Linked DNA regions of Homo sapiens: region 2 is linked to region 1. A link is an interaction called in ENCODE POLR2A ChIA-PET data of the cell type or tissue named here. Cell type or tissue: GM12878. All regions are shown on one strand. Links, peaks and the distances in the headings refer to the core of each region. The heading gives the core; the rest is flanking DNA. Region 1 has its middle 67 kb from the start of BRD1. Region 2 overlaps LOC105377205 (a long non-coding RNA gene).

Evidence for each region. Peaks named below come from ENCODE experiments on the same cell type or tissue, not always from the same donor. Only the 100,000 strongest peaks of a DNase experiment are listed, where the experiment ranks them.
Region 2: POLR2A ChIA-PET joins it to region 1 with 9 read pairs; 4 of 35 experiments call an interaction of 5 or more read pairs at or near these places.

Annotation. Positions count from the first base shown.
Region 1 is chr22:49,759,685-49,762,589 of GRCh38, reverse strand. No RefSeq gene overlaps it. Among named protein-coding and RNA genes, the nearest start is that of BRD1, 67 kb to the left of the region's middle. RefSeq lists an enhancer at 1,986-2,285. In GM12878, for the core only: no CTCF peak of the experiment used is centred there; DNase peaks (open chromatin) are centred at 1,229, 1,659 and 2,059; H3K27ac peaks cover 1,626 bases.
Region 2 is chr22:49,837,833-49,840,737 of GRCh38, reverse strand. The region is part of intron 2 of LOC105377205 (a long non-coding RNA gene); the gene reads left to right. Among named protein-coding and RNA genes, the nearest start is that of BRD1, 11 kb to the right of the region's middle. RefSeq lists a silencer at 1,653-1,702. In GM12878, for the core only: no CTCF peak of the experiment used is centred there; a DNase peak (open chromatin) is centred at 1,727; H3K4me3 peaks cover 649 bases.

The DNA of each region.
Region 1 (2,905 bases), core at 141-2,640:
ATAAACAGTGTTACCATAAATAAACTCTATATTCTGGAGGGCAGAATATAAAGTCTACTCCCTGACAAGAAAGAATAAAAACATTTTTAAAAGGCCTAGCTAGTTTTTCTTAACTAGATTGTAAGATAGACTTATTCAACCTGAAGGTGTGGGCTGATGTCACTTCACACTTGAAACCAAGGGGAGCTTCAGGGCCCAGACAAGCTTAGACTACCAGCCATTCAGAATCTACATTTTAAAAGAAAATTGAAGTGATAAAGCTGTGGTTAAACGTGAAATTGAGTTTATAAAATTTGGGCAGTTACTGAGATCTCCTTAAAGATTTGACTGGAAAGTGTAGACAATGTTTGGATCCCTATTTGATCCAATATATGAGATGACTGGGGAAATTTGACCATTGACAAGATATTCGATGACAGGAACGATTGTTTAATAAAAATGTTAGGTTTGCTAGCGATATCATGGTTATCTTTATTTAGAATCCTTTTATTTTAGAGATACATGCTAAAATATGGGAGGGTAACATCATACGCAGTCTGGGGCTGGCTGTTGAATCATTCACCTGGGAGAACAAAATTGTGTGTGGGTGTGTACAAATGTGAGGGGGTGTGGGTACAGATGATTTTTTTTTTTTTTGAGATGGAATTTTGCTCTTGTTGCCCAGGCTGGAGTGCGGTGGCGCAATCTCGGCTCACTGCAACCTCCATCTCCTGGGTTCAAGCAATGCTCCTACCTCAGCCTCCCAAGTAGCTGGGATTACAGGCATGTGCCACCATAACCTAATTTTGTATTTTTAGTAGAGATGGGGTTTCACCATGTTGGCCAGGCTGTTCTTGAACTCCTGACCTCAGGTGATCCGCCTGCCTTGGCCTCCTAAAGTGCTGGGATTATGGGCGTGAGCCACCGCGCCCGGCCCAGGTGATTTTTTTTTAAATTTTAAAGTTTTAAATATATTTAGGGGATACAAGTGCAGGTTTCTTACATGTATACATGACATAGTGCTGAAGTCAGAGCTTTTAGTGTACCCATCACCAGAACAGTGAACACTGTACCCAATAGGTAATATTTCAACCCTCACCTAAACCACATCCTGGGCCCACTGCTCCCACTACTAGCTTCTAAGCAAGCCACCTGGAGGCCCAAGAATCAGCCCCAGGACCCACCAACGCTGCAGCCAGTGTAAGCTGCTCTAGAGCCTAAAAATAAGCACATTCACCCCATCGCTACCAACGGGGCAGCTGCTGTGGTTTGGGTGATGGCGGCAGTGGTGGTGAAGCAACCCACTGGGATCCAAACAGTCTGTGTTCTTGTTGCTGGAAGCTGCGATGGGTTGGGTAGGGGAAGTCCCCAGTCCTGCAGCTGCCCATAGCAGGGCAGTGGGTCTTGTCTTGAGTATGTGTAGGAGAGCCTAGCTTCCCCGTCCTTCCTTGACTGGGCAGCAGCTGCAGCCATGTCAAGTCAAACTTGGCCTGAGGGCAGGGCACAGCTTTGCGTTAAACTCTAAAATTGGTGCCTCGGGCCTGAGACCAGGGAGGGCGGGGCTCCTCCCAGGCAAACAGCATGGGCAGGACGCTGCAGGAAGTGTGGTCTGGTTGGATCTCAGTCTCACGGCAACCTATTGCAGGGCAGTGGGTCTTGTCCTAGACATACATAAGGTAGCCTAGTTTCCCTGTCTTTTCTTGGTTGAGTAACAGCTGCAGTGGTTTCAGCCCAAGCTCAGGCCGAGGTCAGGGTGCAGTTCAGTGCTCAACTCTCCAATTGGTGCCTTGGGCCTGAGACCAGAGTGGGTGGGGTTTCTCCTAGGCAAGCAGCTTGGGTAAGAAGTTGTGTGGAGTGTGGTCTGCTCATGCATCGGTCCCAACAGCAGACCACAGCAAGGTGACAGGGCACCTCCCAGGAGTGTGTGGTAGTGCCCAGTCTCCCCTGTCTCCTTGGAGCAGTGCAGTGGCTACAGCCATGTTGTTAGATCCCTGGTAGTGAGGCTCTCAAAACGGCCTCAGCTGAGGCTGCTCCAGGTTTCAATGCCTGTGAGGTTCTTTGTGGGTTCCCTTTTCTGGAGTGACGTCTCTGTGTAATGTTCAGGCAGCTCCATATGTCGGGCCCGAGGCATGTTTAGGCATGTCCAGGAGACTCCCACCTGGAGGCTGTCAGTTCCTGGCTGGGCAAGCTGCCGTGAGCCCTCTCCTTACTTCCTTCTGGTGCTTCCTGTCTCATCTCTGGTGAATCCTAGCATTCTCTCTGGGATGGTCTGTTCAAAATGTGCACATCTATTTACTATTTTGTTCCTCTCCATGGAAGAGGTACATACTATCTGTGCCTGTCAGCCATCATGATCTCTCCATGGAGGAGGTACATACTATCTGTGCCTGTCAGCCATCATTATCTCTCTGCATATATGTTTTTTTAGATGTATGTTTTTATTTCCCTTGGGCATATGCCTAGGAGTGAATTGCATGGTTATACATTAACTCTCTGTTTAACATTTTTATTTTTTGAGACAGAGTCTCATTTTGTTACCCAGGCTGGGGTGCAGCGATGCAATCTCAGCTCACTGCAACCTCTACCTCCTGGGTTCAAATGATTCTCCTGCCTCAGCCTCCGGAGTAGCTGGGATTACAGGCGTGCACTACCACACCAGGCTAATTTTTGTATTTATAGTAGAGATGGGGTTTCACCATGTTGGCCAGGCTGTTCTCAAACTCTTGACCTCTGGTGATCTGCCAGTCTTGGCCTCCCAAAGTGCTGGGATTACAGGTGTGAGCCACTGTGCCCAGCCCTGTTTAACATTTTAAGGAGCCGCTGGATTGATTTCCAAAGCAATTGCATCATTTTACTTTCCCACCAGCAGTTTACGAGGTTCCAATTTCCCCACATCGCCACCAACACTTGCAATTTTCTATTTTTT
Region 2 (2,905 bases), core at 177-2,676, 78 kb before region 1:
CTTTAAGGGTAGTTCTGCTAGTGAGAAATTCTTTTCATGTGCCTTGGTCTGTGAATTTTTTTTATTTCTCTTTGTTCCCGAAGGACATTTTCACTCCACATAGAATCCGTGGCTGATAGTTCTTTCGGCACGTGAGAAACACCAGACCACTTGTTTCTGGCCTCGGTGGTTTCCAATACAAAGCTATGTTCTTCCCCATAGGCAATGTGTTGTTTCTCTGCCAGCTTTCAAGGGTTTTTTCTTTGTCATTAGTTCCCAGAAGTTTAATCACGATGTGTGCGGCATAGATTTCTTTGGATTTCTCTTATTTGGGTTTTCTGAGTTTCTTGACTTTAGAGGTTTATGTCTTTGGCCAAATTTGGGAAGATTTTGTTGTTCATTCTTCACATATTTTTTTCAGCTCCATGCTCTTTCTCCTCTCCATCTTAAACATCAATGACACAAAATTTAGATTTTTATTTATTTATTTATTTTCGAGACAGAGTCTTGCTCTGTCACCTAGACTGGAGTGCAGTGGTGCAATCTCGGCTCACTGCAACCTCTGCCTCCTGGGTTCAAGTGAGTCTCCTGCCTCAGCCTCCCAAGTAGTTGGGATTACAGGCGCCTGCCACCATGCCTGGCTAATTTTTGTATTTTTAGTAGAGATGGGGTTTTGCCATGTTGATCAGGCTGGTCTCGAACTCCTGACCTCAGGTGATCTGCCCACCTTGGCCTCCCAGAGTGCTGGGATTAGAGGCAAGAGCCACTGTGCCCAGCTAATTTTTGTATTTTTAGTAGAGACAGGGTTTCACCATGTTGGCCAGGCTGGTCTCCAACTCCTGACCTCGGGTGATCTGCCCTCCTCAGCTTCCCAAAGTGCTGGGATTATAGGTGTGAGCCACCACGCCTGGCCTAGATTTTTAAAAATAGTCCCACAGGTCCCTGAGGCTATGTTCCATCAGTTTTTTTCAGTCTATTTTCCATCTTTTTTTCAGATTGGGTTACTTCTATTGTTCTGTCTTCCAGCTCATGGATTCTTTCCTCTGTCATATTCATGCTGCTATTGAGCCCATTCAGTGAGTTTTTTAGTTTGGTTTATTGTACTTTTCGACACTACAATTTCCATCTGGTTCTTTTTTCTTTTCTTTTCTTTCTTTATTTCTGAGACAGAGTCTCTCTCTGTTACCCAGGCTGGGGTACAGCGGTGCGATCATGACTCACTGCAGCCTCAGCCTCCCAGGCTCAAGCGATTCTGTTGCCTCAGCCGCCTACCCTCATTCCCCACACCCCGATTTCATTAAAAAAAAAAAACCAAAAACTTTTTTTCTCTATTTTTCAGTTGTTTCAAGATAGTTTGTAAATGCTTGTTGAAGCATTTTTGTGAGGGCTGCTTTACAATCATTTTCGGATAATCCGATACCTGATTTATCTCGGTGTTGGCATCGTTATTTGTCTTTTCTTAGTCAAGTTATGAGTCTCCCGGCTCCTGGTGTGATGCATGATTGTGGAATCGTCATCTGGACAGTTTGTATATCAGCAGCAGACTCTGAATCCTACTTAAACCTGCTATTTCAGCAGGCAGTCACCCTGTTGAGGTGCAGCACATCCTGGCCTACTTTTGTGGGTTGTGGTTCCTACAAGAATTGAGTTTATCTACTAGATCTGCTATTTAGGCGTCTACGTAATTAGGCTGCTGCTGCCGGTGGGGATAGAGGCGCCTCTCCAGGCTTCTCCGAGCTGTTAGGTGGGGAGTGGGCGGACCTGGTGCCAGCAAGTTCCGGCTCCGCCTCTGCAGATTCCCCTATGGGAGGGCTGTGGGGCTTCCCCCAGCTACTGGGGAGGCGTGGGGAGAGGCGAGGGGAGGAGAGGAGGCCCTAGGCCTGGACCCCCTTGCACCACTTTGGGTCAGGAGATACTGGGCCTGGACTGCCTTCCACTGCCGGGCGGGGATGGGAGGCTCCAGGCGGCCGCGCTTTTTCCAGTCCGCGGTCCCCACCGGCCGGTTCCCCTCTTCCCCCCACTTCGAGGCCTGCAATTGTCTGCTGTACTGGCTCCCAGTGCTGAAAGGTGTGTGTAGCTGGAGGAGCACGGAGAGATGAGTCCGTTCCATCTCCTCTTGAGCTAGAAGTCTCTGGTTTTACTTTTAATTTTTATTTCTGTACTTTTTTTTTTTTTTTTGAGATGGCGTCTCGCTCTGTCGCCCAGGCTGGAGGGCAGTGGCGCGATCTCGGCTCACTGCAAGCTCCGCCTCCCGCGTTCACGCCATTCTCCTGCCTCAGCTTCCCGAGTAGCTGGGACTACAGGCGCCCGCCACCACGCCCGGCTAATTTTTTTCTATTTTTTTTTTAGTAGAGACGGGGTTTCACCGTGTTAGCCAGGATGGTCTCGATCTCCTGACCTCGTGATCCGCCCGCCTCGGCCTCCCAAAGTGCTGGGATTACAGGCGTGAGCCACCGCGCCCGGCCTATTTATGTAATTATTTATTCTATGGATTTTAAAATAGCCTCATTGATAAAGAATTCACAGACATACCATGCAGTTTACTGTATACTTAAAATGGACAGGCCAGGTGCAGTGGCCCCTGCCTATAATCTCAGCACTTTGGGAGGCTGAGGAGAGCGAAGTGCTTGAGTCCAGGAGTTTGAGACCAGCCTGGGCAACAAAGCGAGACCCTGTCTCTACAAAAAAATTAAAAAAAAAAAAAAAAAAACAACTTAGCCGGGTGTGGTGGTGCGCATCCTTAGTCCCAGCTACTCAGGAGGCTGATATGGGAGGATCCCTTGAGCCCAGGAGTTCAAGGTTGCAGTGAGCTGTGATTACAGCAGCTGTGATTTACTCCAGCCTGGGTACCAGAGCAAGTCCCCGTCTCAAAAACAAGTTCAATGAAATGTTTCTAGTGTATTCACAGGGCTGTGCGGTCCTAACC